Linked DNA regions of Homo sapiens: region 2 is linked to region 1. A link is a contact called in ENCODE Hi-C or POLR2A ChIA-PET data. All regions are on one chromosome and are shown on one strand. Each heading gives the region's core, a stretch centred on a gene start or an enhancer-like site at or near the end of the contact. The rest is flanking DNA. Distances are from core to core; before and after follow the strand shown.

The links. A loop is a pair of places that touch in the nucleus more often than their neighbours do. ChIA-PET counts read pairs that join two places held with the same protein, here RNA polymerase II (POLR2A). Pooled maps may share reads with other maps.
Region 2: a map of adrenal gland shows a loop between it and region 1 (2.7-fold over the local background). The contact joins two enhancer-like sites. A Hi-C loop is called at or near these places in 110 of 168 maps with a recorded cell type or tissue (A673, B cell, CD14-positive monocyte and 63 more), 37 of 37 single-sample maps with no recorded cell type and 49 of 50 pooled maps. POLR2A ChIA-PET finds 5 or more read pairs at or near these places in 6 of 52 experiments (BJ, CD8-positive, alpha-beta T cell, PC-9 and 3 more).

What each region holds. Positions count from the first base shown.
Region 1 is chr12:104,369,071-104,375,313 of GRCh38, reverse strand. No RefSeq gene overlaps it. Among named protein-coding and RNA genes, the nearest start is that of EID3, 68 kb to the right of the region's middle. RefSeq lists enhancers at 1-199, 1,762-2,517, 2,518-3,275, 3,276-4,032. Within about 2 kb of position 3,818, at least 3 of the 41 ENCODE cell types and tissues checked have a DNase peak (open chromatin) inside an H3K27ac peak, as active enhancers do; they include PC-3 and PC-9, where a contact is called at or near this core.
Region 2 is chr12:104,857,300-104,863,517 of GRCh38, reverse strand. SLC41A2 (solute carrier family 41 member 2) reads left to right here. Exons shown (of 11, transcript NM_001352171.3): 8 at 2,148-2,227. Among named protein-coding and RNA genes, the nearest start is that of SLC41A2, 98 kb to the left of the region's middle. Within about 2 kb of position 4,222, at least 2 of the 41 ENCODE cell types and tissues checked have a DNase peak (open chromatin) inside an H3K27ac peak, as active enhancers do; they include PC-3 and PC-9, where a contact is called at or near this core.

The sequences.
Region 1 (6,243 bases), core at 2,569-5,068:
GGAATTTCTCTCAGTGGCCCCACATGGCTTCTGCCCACCTTGGTGGTGCTGGGGCACTCTGTCTCCCTGGCGCCCTACTTGGGTGGGGCCAAGCCCAGGCCAGCCCCACCCACATCTCCGCCGGGACCTATTTTGGTGTCCCAGTGTGTGGCTGTTGCAAATGAAAGCCTGAACAGTTTGATGCTACAGTTCCAGGAGCAGGCCAGCCCACCACCCCTCACACCCCTCCCTGGGCAGGACACCAGCAGGTCCCACAAAACATCAAGCTGCCTCATTAAGGACAGGGGCTGTCCAGCGGGAGGGGGTGTGAGAATGGGCAAAGGTGTGGTGTCCTCTGTCAGACCACAGGTGGGTGCTGTGGTGGGAGGGGAGTGTGAGGGCAGCAGGGGTGGCCGGAAGGGATACAGGTCTGCAGGGACAATGCGAGGCCTCTTTCCATCTCATCCGACTCCCACAGACCTGGGGGAGTACAAAAATCATCCCTGGGATGTTTACAAAACTTGGGAAAAAAAAAAAAAAAGAAGGAGGAGAAGGTACAGAGTGGGAAATAAAGGCCTGAAAAGGCCTCTGTGGAATCCCTGCTGTTTGCAAAGCTTCACCGACACAGATTCTAGCACCTCTGTTGCTAAAGGCTCTTTGCACTGAGAACTCTTTCTGACATGAGATTGCCTTTGCCAAGAATAATTTTGCCAGCTCTGAGTTGCTACCCACCAGGAGGTGGGGAGATGGAAATTTCCAGAAGCCCCCTATCCAATGGGGCCTTTCACAGCTCACTCAATGGACTCTGGAAAATAGCAAACCACCATCTCATCTGTTTAGAAAATACTGCAGGGGTTTCTTTAAAAGAGTTTAAAACATATTCTAGAATCCACTGTAAAACATTACCAAAGGTGTTTCTTAATTGCTGCTAATTTTACACAGCAATGACTTTATCTCTAAATGGGCCTTTCAATCTTCATCTATGTAGATATACACGTTTACATTCTTTAAATCACAGTATTATTAAATTTCATTTAGCAACATCCCGTAAACCTGTTCTCCTGGTTTGATAGTCCTCTTGTTAATTCTAATAATAGCATGCCATTTCATTGCATTCATATACCACAGATTTCTTAACCAGATTGTACAAAATAATTTTCTACCATTATAAACAATGCTGCAATGAACATCTTTGTGTATATGCTCTTTTCACATATGAGCTGCTTAAATTAATTTTCAGTCATTTGCTAAGCTTATGTTTATTGGGTACCTACTATGTATGTTAGGACCTAGGGGTAAGTGAACAGAACAGATGCAGTCTCTGCCCCACAGTCTAAATGTTCTATATTTTAATAATTTTTGGGTCTTCCTGTGTGAGGCTCAAATATATTTTTTAAAATCCTCTGAGTTTAAAATGGTAGCATTTGCAGCTGAGAAAGTATACACTGAGGGCTGCCAGCTTCAGGAGGAGATGGAACACAGAGTTTCCCGACATTGTTGGAGGTGGGGCTGGTGAACCACACCCCTCTCTTGCCTACTCATGGAGCCTGCCAGGGTCCCAGGGATGGACAGCAAAGTGGCAGCTCATTTTTACAAGAGGTAGGCTGGGGATGAGGCCGGGCGTGGTGGCTCATGCCTGTAATCCCAGCACTTTGGGAGGCCAAGGCGGGCAGATCATGAGGTCAGGAGATCGAGACCATCCTGGCTAACACGGTGAAACCTCATTTCTACTAAAAACTCAAAAAAATTAGCCGGGCATGGTGGCGGGCGCCTGTAGTCCCAGCTACTCGGGAGGCTGAGGCAGGAGAACGGTGTGAACCCGGGAGGCGGAGCTTGCAGTGAGCCGAGACAGCGCCACTGCACTCCAGCCTGGGCGACAGAGTGAGACCCTGTCTCAAAAACAAAAAAAAAAAGAGGTAGGCTGGGGAACGGGAAGCTGGGGACAATGTGCAAGGCTGCCAAGACTGCAGTGCACAAACGAATTTGCCCATCCTTCACAGGGGCTGCTGGGGGACCTCTGCAGACCTCCATCCACCCCCAACCCCAGGGCCTGACCCTCTTCACCCTTGGTGGGAGCTGGCTCCCACAGGGGAGGGATGAGCTGAGCACACTCACTCTTTCTCCTGAGCTCCTTAAATCGGGTAACTCTCTCCTCTCCTGACAGAGGCCGGGATGCTGCTCTCCTCTGGGGGCCCTTCTGCATGGACACATAGATGGAGACCTAAAGCTCATGGGCAAGGTTGGCCAGTCTCTGCTGCTTACAGCTCCCTTCCCCCACCTGACACGCACTCCTAACACTCATCTCCTCTCAAAGCCCAGCCTGGCCCTGCTGGGCTTCCAGGGCCTTGTCAGAGGTCCTTCCGGGCCAGGGAAGTCTTGGTACTGCCCGTGCAGCACCCAGGGGCTGGGAGACGGCTGGAAGTGGCTGGACGGGGAAGGGCAGGATTCTCTCCTCAGCCAGCATCTGCTTCCACCCTGGCGCTGCTGGGACTGCCATTCAGGAAGGTGGTGGATTCCGGGGCAGATGATCAGGAGGCAAATCCCGCTCCCCCAGCTGCAAGCTGATTTTCTGTCACATCATGGTGGCTTCAGCATGGCTGAATTAACTGATTGAATCCTTCCTCTGTGCCAGGCATGGCGCTGGCCTTTTGACATCTTTGCTCTATTGGATCCTCTGAGCAGCTCTAGGGTCCAGGAGCATTCATTGTTTCTCCTTCACACATGAGGGTAGATGACTTCTCCAGGATCACTATGCTAATGGGCAGTGACTGAGTTCAACCCAAAATGTGTCTGACTCCAGAGTTGTAGTTCCCAGCCTTTCTGCTTTGTCGTGTATACAGCACCTGGTAAGCCTTCCCCACCCCCTTCCCTAGTCTCTTTTGCCTTCTTTCCTGAAAATGCATGAATTGCTTTCAAAACCACTTCTTGCATTAACAAAGAGGAAATAAAGAGGTTCTCAAGATGTCTCTGAGACAAGGGGTCCCCAGCCTCTGGGCTGTGGACCGGTACTCATCCGCTCTGTGGCCTGTTAGGAACTGGGCCCCACAGCAGGAAGTGGGGCGAGTCACTGCGGGCAAGTGAGCGAAGCTTCATCTGTATTTACAGCCGCCCCTTATCCCTGGCATCATCGTCTGAGCCCCGCCTCCTGTCAGATCAGTGGTGGCATTAGATTCTCATGGGACCATGAACCTTATCGTGAACTGGGCATGCGAGGGATCTAAGTTGTGTACTGCTTATGAGAATCCAACTAATGTCTGATGATCTGAGGTGGAACAGTTTCATCCCAAAACCATCCTGACCCCCCTCACCCCCCGACCGTGGAAAAAATCGTCCTCCATGAAACCGGTCCCTGATGCCAAAAAGGACTGCTGTCTTAGACCACACAAGACGTTCATAGTCATCGTCAGGAAAAAAGTAGCATCCCTCAACGGCCAGACCTTCCATCTGCTGCTGGTTCACACGTAAGAATCACCAACACTAACACAGCACGTTCTAGAGGCCAGCCCCCGTCCTCGATACCTTACTTACCCAGAGTTAACTTATTTACTAATTAACTTTCCTTACTTCCCTGAGTTAACTTATTTTGTCCTGACAACCACACAAGGGAGGTGCTGCTATTGCCACCCCCATTTTCCAGCTGAGGATGCTGAGGCACAGAGAGGTTAAACAATATGCCTGAGGTTACACAGTAAGTGATTCATCCAGGATGTGAACCCAGGCTAGCTGGTGTTAGAAGCTGCGGGTGTAGCCACATTCCTCTAATTCCTTGTGACAAAGGAAAACAAAGAAGCCCATCCGTTTAGGGAACCAGGATGCTGTCGTGGTTGGCAGTGGTGGTATTTCCGTCAGTCCTTTTGGCATAAATACCTCTAGATTATGTCACAAAACAGCCCCTGGCAACTGTCCCTTATTTCCTAAAAAGGGGTGGCAAGGTGGCAGGTGGGGCTGGCTTACCGAAGCCTTATTCTCCTTCTCAACTAGTAGACTCGCCTTATTCTCAAACCCAAGTTCTTGACCCTTCTTAGCCCCTTTATTGACTCTCCCTGATTCTCAAGTGTCTCCCTGCATAAAACATGCCATTTCCATAATGTGGCCTTTCTTACTTCTGGAGACGTCTCTTCCTCGCAAATATTGACAGAGGCTTTCCCTGCCGCTGAAGTAACACTCGCCCCTACCCAGGCGGCATTCTCTGCTCCCCTGTATACCTTGAAGTGTACCTACAGGGTTGTTCACTGATTTTATTTGCAGGAAGAACTGACAGGCCCCTCGAACTTGGAGCAAACAATGAACAGAACGAGGATTGAAAGAGGTGAGATTTTTAAAGTAAATGCTTTAAAAAGCAAAATGTGTGGTGGCTCATGCCTGTAATCCCAGCACTTTGGGAGGCTGAAGCAGGAGGATCACCTGAGCCCAGGAGTTCAAGACCAGCCTGGGCAATGTGGTGAAACCCTCTCTCTACAAAAAAATACAAAAATTAGCCAGTGTGGTGGTGTGTGCCTGCAGCCCCAGCTACTTAGGAGGCCGAGGTGGGAGGATCACTTGAGCTGAGGAGGCTGAGTCTGCAGTGAGCCTAGATTGCACCACTGCATTTGAGCCTGGATGGCAGAGTGAGATCCTGTCTCAATAAATAAATAAACAAATAAATAAATAAATAAAGGAAATACTTAGACTGCTTAATGATGATTTACTTCAAATCCAAACCTTCCAAATAGGAAAAAAAAAAGAAAAGAAAAGAAAAAGAAAAAAGAAAAAGCAGGCTGCTTTAGGACGATTCACTTTGCTTTCCCTTTTGGCAGCTCTGATATTCTGCATGATGGCTAAATGATAATGAGTCCTTATGACAACTGCTGGGGAGAGACGGACCCTGGATGGGGTGTGGGGCACAGATATGAAACACACATCCATTTTGCCTACCTTCCTTCACTGCCTAGTGGAGTCTCTGCTTTATATGCTGAGATAGACACTCTTCATGTGCTCTATAGATTAGAAAAGCTAAAACTCGGCCAGGCGCAGTGGCTCACGCCTGTAATCCCAGCACTTTGGGAGGCCAAGGCAGGCGGATCACGAGGTCAGGAGATCAAGACCATCCTGGCTAACATGGTGAAACCCCGTCTCTACTAAAAACACAAAAAATTAGCTGGGTGAGGTGGCACACGCCTGTAGTCCCAGCTATTCGGGAGGCTGAGGCAGGGGAATGGCATGAACCCAGGAGGCGGAGCTTGCAGTGAGCTGAGATCACGCCACTGCACTCCAGCTTGGGCAACAGAGTGAGACTCTGTCTCAAAAAAAAAGAAAAGAAAAGCTAAAACTCACTTTGTCAGCTTCCCTTGCAGCTAGGGATGGCCCAGGACAGAGATCTGGCCAATGAGTTAAAAGCAAAAGTGTGTCAGGCAACACCAGGATGGCTGTGTAAAGGGTAGAGAGGCAGTCCTATCTTTCACCCCCTCTTCTTACTGCCTTACTAAATACAGACTTGATGGCTGGAACTACAGCAGCCATTTTGTGACCATGAGGGAAAGAATGAGAAAATTGCAAAGAAGCAGATCCAAAACCTCTGACATTACTGAGATGCTTCTCCAATGTCCACACCCAACTGGCTGCGACTCCTTATGTCAGAAAAATGAACATATATTTGTTTAAGCCCCTGTTAGTGGGTGTTTGTTACTTAAAGCCAGGAACGTGCCTACTTAGGTGTTATTATCTCCATTATTCAGATGAAGAAAGTGAGACCCAAGCCAATGAGTGTCTTGTTGAAGGTCCCATTGTTAACCAACAAAACGTAACTGAAGTTTTTCCATGCTTTGTCCTGGCCTCTCCCCATTATTTCTCAGCTGCCTCCACCAGCCCAGCAGAAATTCCATGCAGCAGAAGAATCTATTGACCATGAATGACTGGTACTTCATTCAAGCAGTTAAGGAGTTTCCCTGGGTCAGTGGTCCAAGTGTCTGTGTGCAGTTGGCTCCCTCAATGTTCATATGTTACTCAGTTGGGCCTTTGTCATTGAAAGCGAAGAGGACATTGTCTTGGCTGTCAGAAGCTTTGGGACTGTTCTTTAAGTCTGGCTTAAGTAATAATCAGTGACCTTTCCCTTCTCAGCTTAGAGGTATGGTTGAGATCAGTCATTGGCACCCCCAGGTCCTGACCACCATCTTACTATACAGTGGCAGGGAAAAGGACAACTGGACATTTACTGTGTCCAAAAGGGATGTAATGACCTTGCCCTCCTTCTGCCTGTGTAAATGCTTGTGTGGACTCATCCCTTAC
Region 2 (6,218 bases), core at 2,973-5,472, 490 kb before region 1:
GAAGGACCTGGAGGTGGGGCTAGGGACCATTATTTTATTATGAACTTTATGGTACTTTTATATACCTCTTTTTTTTCTTTTTAGAGATTGTGTCTCGCCGTGTTTCCCCAGCTGAAGCACAGTGGCTTGATTGTAGTTCACTGCAGCCTCAAACTCCTAGGCTCAAACAACCCTCCTGCCTCAGTTTCTTGAACAGCCGGGACTACAGGCATGCACCCACCCAGATAATATTTTTACTCTTTTGTAGAGACAGGGTCTCACTATGTTGACCTGGCTGGTCTTAAACTGCTAGTCTCAAGCAGTCCTCTCACTTCGGCCTCCCGGAGTGCTGGGATTATAGGCATGAGCCACCATGCTGGCTGTACTTTTACTTTTTTAATGACACACATCTATATGATAAAAATAAAATTTAATAAAAGCAAATAAAACTACTTTTATCATTTAATTTTTATTTTTAAAAATGTATATAGTAAAAAAGCTGGGTTGCGGAGATGTTGGTCAGTGGATTAAAAATTTTGGTTAGACTACAGGAACATATTCAAGAGATTTATTGTACAACATGGTGGTGATAGTTTATAACAGTGTATTGTATTCATCAAAATTGCCAAGAGATTTTAGGTGTTCTCACCACAAAAGATAAGTATGTGAAGTAATGCATAAGTTAATTAGCTCAATTTAGTCATTCTACAATATATACATATTTCAAAACATGTTGTATAGGTGTTCTCACCACAAAAGATAAGTATGTGAAGTAATGCATAAGTTAATTAGCTCAATTTAGTCATTCTACAATATATACATATTTCAAAACATGTTGTATAGGATAAATATGTGCAATTTTTATTGTCAATTTAAATAAGTAACAAAATAAGTTAAAAAAAGTCTAGAAGCCTATATAACAGCATACTAACAGTGTAACTCAATGGTGTAACTAGGGTTGGTTTTTACTTTCTTCATTTTGTCTTTTCTAATTTTTTCTATAGTAACTTTTATCACTGGGCTTAACAGGAATCTAAAAAATGTATTTTTAGCAATTGTTATGTTATATCCACAACATGATCTATATATTTTGTCAGGGAGGTTTATTTTTTGACTCAGAACTAGTTTGTTCTTGAAGTATGTACTTTATTCTTTTAATTAGGGCTTAAAATGTTAAAATATTTCTAAAGAGGACTATTTTGGGACTCTACAGTGTACCTCTTTAATGAGAACGCCCACAGTTTAGGCCTATTAAGGCATAATTCCTTTATTTTACTAAAGAATTAAAATAATAAAGATTTGATAATTTTCTAATGTTAACTATCAGGTAAGAACATTTGATCTGATATTTTGACAATCCCATTCTGTGACAGCATGTAGTTCATTTTGTTGTAATGTGGATGGCATTTTCCTGGAAGATTTGGGCACAGGATCCCATGGAATATTAGGACTGGCAATGTTTTATACTACACAGACCCAGAAACTGATGTTAACCAGTTGATAATGGCCTTGGAAACTTAGAAAAATCTCCAAGTTCCACTGACACATTGAGAGTGTATGGCTTGCTACCATATAACGATATGTTAGTTTTCCAGATTTCTGTTCTCAAGATCAGCTCTTTCTGTGGCTATAACTCATTATTTTAATTTGCCAGTAATAAGACACATCCTAACAATATCTAGTTTTAATACAATAAAAATAACCTCTTTTATGCTTTATTTCAAATATGAAACCATACTCTTTTTTAAATTATTTTTTAAATTATAAGAGTGATCAATGGCATGGTTTTAAAAAATTAATAAGCACAGAAGGATATAAAATGACCGTCAGTCCCCTGTCACCCTCACCCCCAGAAATAGACATGGTTAATAATTTCTCGTATACTGTTCAAGACATTTTAATGCATTTAAAGCGTATGCTTTTTCTTTTCACAAGTAGCATATCTTAGACATCAGAATTCTGAAATTTGGGGCTAGAGCTTATGCCGTGTTTTATTTTCAACATTTTACTGTTGACATTGATTTTTACTTTGAATATTTTTATTTTTGCTCTATTTTTAAAATGTGTGAATATTTTATTTTAAAAAGGAGGGGTGTCTGTATGTACAGAATAACTTCAAGTATGTTCTCTTCCCTCTTCTCTAAATTATATAATTTTATCTCTTTCAGCATTGGGGGCCTTATTCTGGACACAACTGTATCAGACCCAAACTTGGTTGGGATTGTTGTTTACACGCCAGTTATTAATGGTAAGAATTAGATATACTGTTTCATGATAATATCAAATCTTCGTATCCTCTTAGTCTTAGGTACTATTAGAAGTCTTAGGGCTCAGATTCAAGAGGTCTGTCCTCCCATCCCAACCATTCTGCCTCCAACCCCAAGTTGTTGCTCACAGTGAAAATTACATTCCCAGGTCTCAACAGGCAGAATACATTTCTGAAAAGTAATCTTTCTTAATCTTATCATGAACTACTAGTTTGAGAGTCAGGTATACCTGACTTAAGATTAATGTGGCAAAATATATTTCAGATTTTGTTTATTATTTACATTGGGATTATCAGCTATTGTATATTGTTTTGTTGTTTCTTTTGTCAATTTTTGTGGATAAATTAGAGACAGCTGGGTTTCAACATTGCTTATCCATTCAGTTCATTAAAATCTGGGGTGGGCACAGTGGCTCATGACTGCAATCCCAGTGCTTTGGGAGGCCTAGGTAGGAGGGTCGCTTGAGGTTAGGGGTTTGAGGCCAGGGCAACATAGTGAGACCCCCATCTCTATAAAAAATTCAAAAATTAGCCAGATGTGGTGGCACACACCTGTAGTCCCAGGTATGTCCTCAGGAGGCTGAGGCAGGAGGATTGCCTGAGCCCAGGAGTTAGAGGCTACAATAAGCCACTGCATGCTAGCCTGGGAAACAGAGTGAGACCCTGTCTTAAAAAAAAATAAAAGAAAAAAATCTATTGGTCCTCAGCTGATCCCTTTAAAAATCTGTCGTATATTTTTTTGTTATCTATGAAATGGGAATTATAATACTTAAATTCACAGACATTTATATATGAATTACATTTAATAAGATCATTTTAATCCAGTCTACCGGCTTCTGGGGTGACTGTCATTAAAGTGGATTTTTTTTTTTTTTTTTAGTTTAAGTTCTGGGATACATGTGCAGAACGTGCAGGTTTGTTACATAGGTATACATTTGCCATGGTGGTTTGCTGCACCTATCAACCCATCATCTAGTTTTTAAGCCCCGCATGCATGAGTTATTTGTCCTAATGCTCTCCCTCCCCTTGCCCCCCACCTGACAGGCCCTGGTGTGTGATGTTCTCCCTGTGTCCATGTGTTCTCATTGTTGAACACTAAAGTAGATTTTAAGTACAGCCTAGATCAATATAATTTAAAAAGTAATTCTACTTGGGGAAAAACATGTCCCAGGATATACTACATATTTAATGTAATTTACTTTGCATATCTATGTAAAAAGAAAATATGTCAGTTGGGCACGGTGGCTCATCCCTGTAATCCCAGTACTTTGCGAGGCCAAGGCAAGTGGATCGTTCAAGCTCATGAGTTTGAGACCAGCCTGGGCAATATGACCAAACCCTGCCTGCACAAAAAATATAAAAATTATATTTTTACAGGCATGGTGGTACACGCCTGTAGTCCCAGCTACTTGGGAGGCTGAAGCAAGAGGACCTTCTGAGCCTGGGAGGGAGGCAGAGGTTGCAGTGAGCCAAGATCACGCTACTGCACTCCAGCCTGGGCAACAGAGCAAGACCTTGTCTCAAAAAAAATGTATATATGTATATATGTAAAAAATATATATGACATATAAAGGCAAGTTCTTCAAAATCTAATTTCATGTCTAAAATTTCTACTGAATATTTTAATTTTTATATCACTTTAGAATATCAATGAACAAATTTTCCCTATAGGTCTCTCTCTTCATGCCACCATTCTCCCCGTCACCCACACATAAAATTGTGGGACCATCTATTTCAACCTGGTCCTTCATCCTCTTTGACTGAAAAATGACCAAGCCATTGTCTGCTTGCCCTTTAACACAGTTCACTTGCTCAATCATTTATTTATATAACAAGCATGTCTTACTCTTGTAGCCTAATGTCTCAATATAGCCATCATTCAAGTAATAAAGTAGGCTTCCTGACTCACTCTCTATTTGAGGCAAATTAAGTGTCACTAATAGCCTAGTCATTCTTAAACATTGTTTTTATTACATGGGTCCTAAGATGATGAATTTAACAGTGGTTTTTTTCCCTGCCTATCAGATCAAATTTGAATTCTTCTGCCTAGCTTTCAAGGCCCTCTGTACATGGTTGGACTCATTGTTTCCCAAAGACATGCGCAATTTTTTCATTATCATTCTAACTAGGTTTTTATATTGTCCCTACAAAGATTCATCTAATTTTCACTGCCTGGAATAACTACTGCTTTCCTCCCTCCTCTTCAGATCCTCTTCTGTGAATATTAATGGATGAGTTCATTAGCATAAACATTACTCATAATGACTGTTAGAGCTATATTAAACAACATTTCAGTAAGAAATTTAACTTAAATTACAATAACCCTTTTATTATAAGGCTTTAATGCATATTTCAGTTGTTTTACCTTAAGTAAGAAACAATTCTAGAGCTTCACTGAAATGCTCTCCTTGGATGTCTGTGCTGTGGCATTGTGTGATATTCATAGTAATATATTTTTAGTATCTCAGTAAGTAAACCTCTTAGTTGGCTATCAGCACTTTGGGAGGCCAAGGCAGGTGGATCGCTTGAGCTCATAAGTTTGAGACCAGCCTGGGCAACACGACCAAACCCTGTCTGCACAAAAATTATAAAAATTAGCCGGGCATGGTGGTACACTATGAGCTTATAAATTCCACTCTTTAAAAAACATTAATAGAGATGGTTTACTCTATGCTCCTCAAATAAGATGGAACTTTTGAGAATTGAATTTCATTTAAAATGTGTTGGGGAATGTACTATTTAAAGGACTCTTGTTTATCTTCATCATTATCATCATTATCTGCTATTTAGTGAGTACCTACCACTATGTACCAGGTAACTTACAGGTTTTTTTTATACATGTTGTGTCGTATAATCCTCACAATAAGATCAGTAGATTGTCTAAGGTCTCTTATCTTGTAAGTGGTGAGTCACGATTGAAAACCAGATCGGGTCTATTCTAAAGCCTGTGATTTTTTTTTTCTCAAAATATGCAGCTACTAATTTATGTTTTATTAGCTACAAGAATGCATACATTGTTTAAGGCATATCTGTGTTCATATTGTGACTAGGATATTTTTTAATATTTATTAATGTCTTTCAGAACTAGTGGCATTTTCCAAAATATATTTCATGGTAACACTAGTTCTGTGAGATGTTAATAAGTATAACTTGAAAAGTGAGTTCTGTGGTCAATCAAATTTGTTAAACATTAAGTTAAACAAACTTGCTTACTACGAGATTTCTTTATTGTTGTTGGTGTTAATTCTTCTTTATTTTTTTATTTTCTTTTTATTATACTTTAAGTTCTAGGGTACATGTGCACAACGTGCAGGTTTGTTACATATGTATACATGCGCCATATTGGTGTGCTGCACCCATTAACTCGTCATTTACATTAGGTATATTTTCTAATGCTATCCCTCCCCCCTCCCCCCACCCCACAACAGGCCTCGGTGTGTGATGTTCCCCTTCCTGTGTCCAAGTGTTCTCATTGTTCAATTCCTATGAGTGAGAACATGCGGTGTTTGGTTTTCTGTCCTTGCGATAGTTTGCTGAGAATGATGGTTTCCAGCTTCATCCATGTCCCTACAAAGGACATGAACTCATCCTTTTTTATGGCTGCATAGTATTCCATGGTGTATATGTGCCACATTTTCTTAATTCAGTCTATCATTGATGGACAAATTTGGGTTGGTTCCAAGTCTTTGCTATTGTGAATAGTGCCTCAATAAACATACATGTGCATGTGTCTTTATAGCAGCATGATTTATAATCCTTTGGGTGTATACCCAGTAATGGGATGGCTGGGTCAAATGGTATTTCTAGTTCTAGATCCTTGAGGAATTGCCACACTGTCTTCCACAATGGTTGAACTAGTTTACAGTCCCACCAGCAGTGTAAACATGTTCCTATTTCTCCACATCCTACTACGGGATTTCTTAAAGCCTTTATCATGCTAACATAAACGTGAGTCTCTCTTTCTGGTACTTCT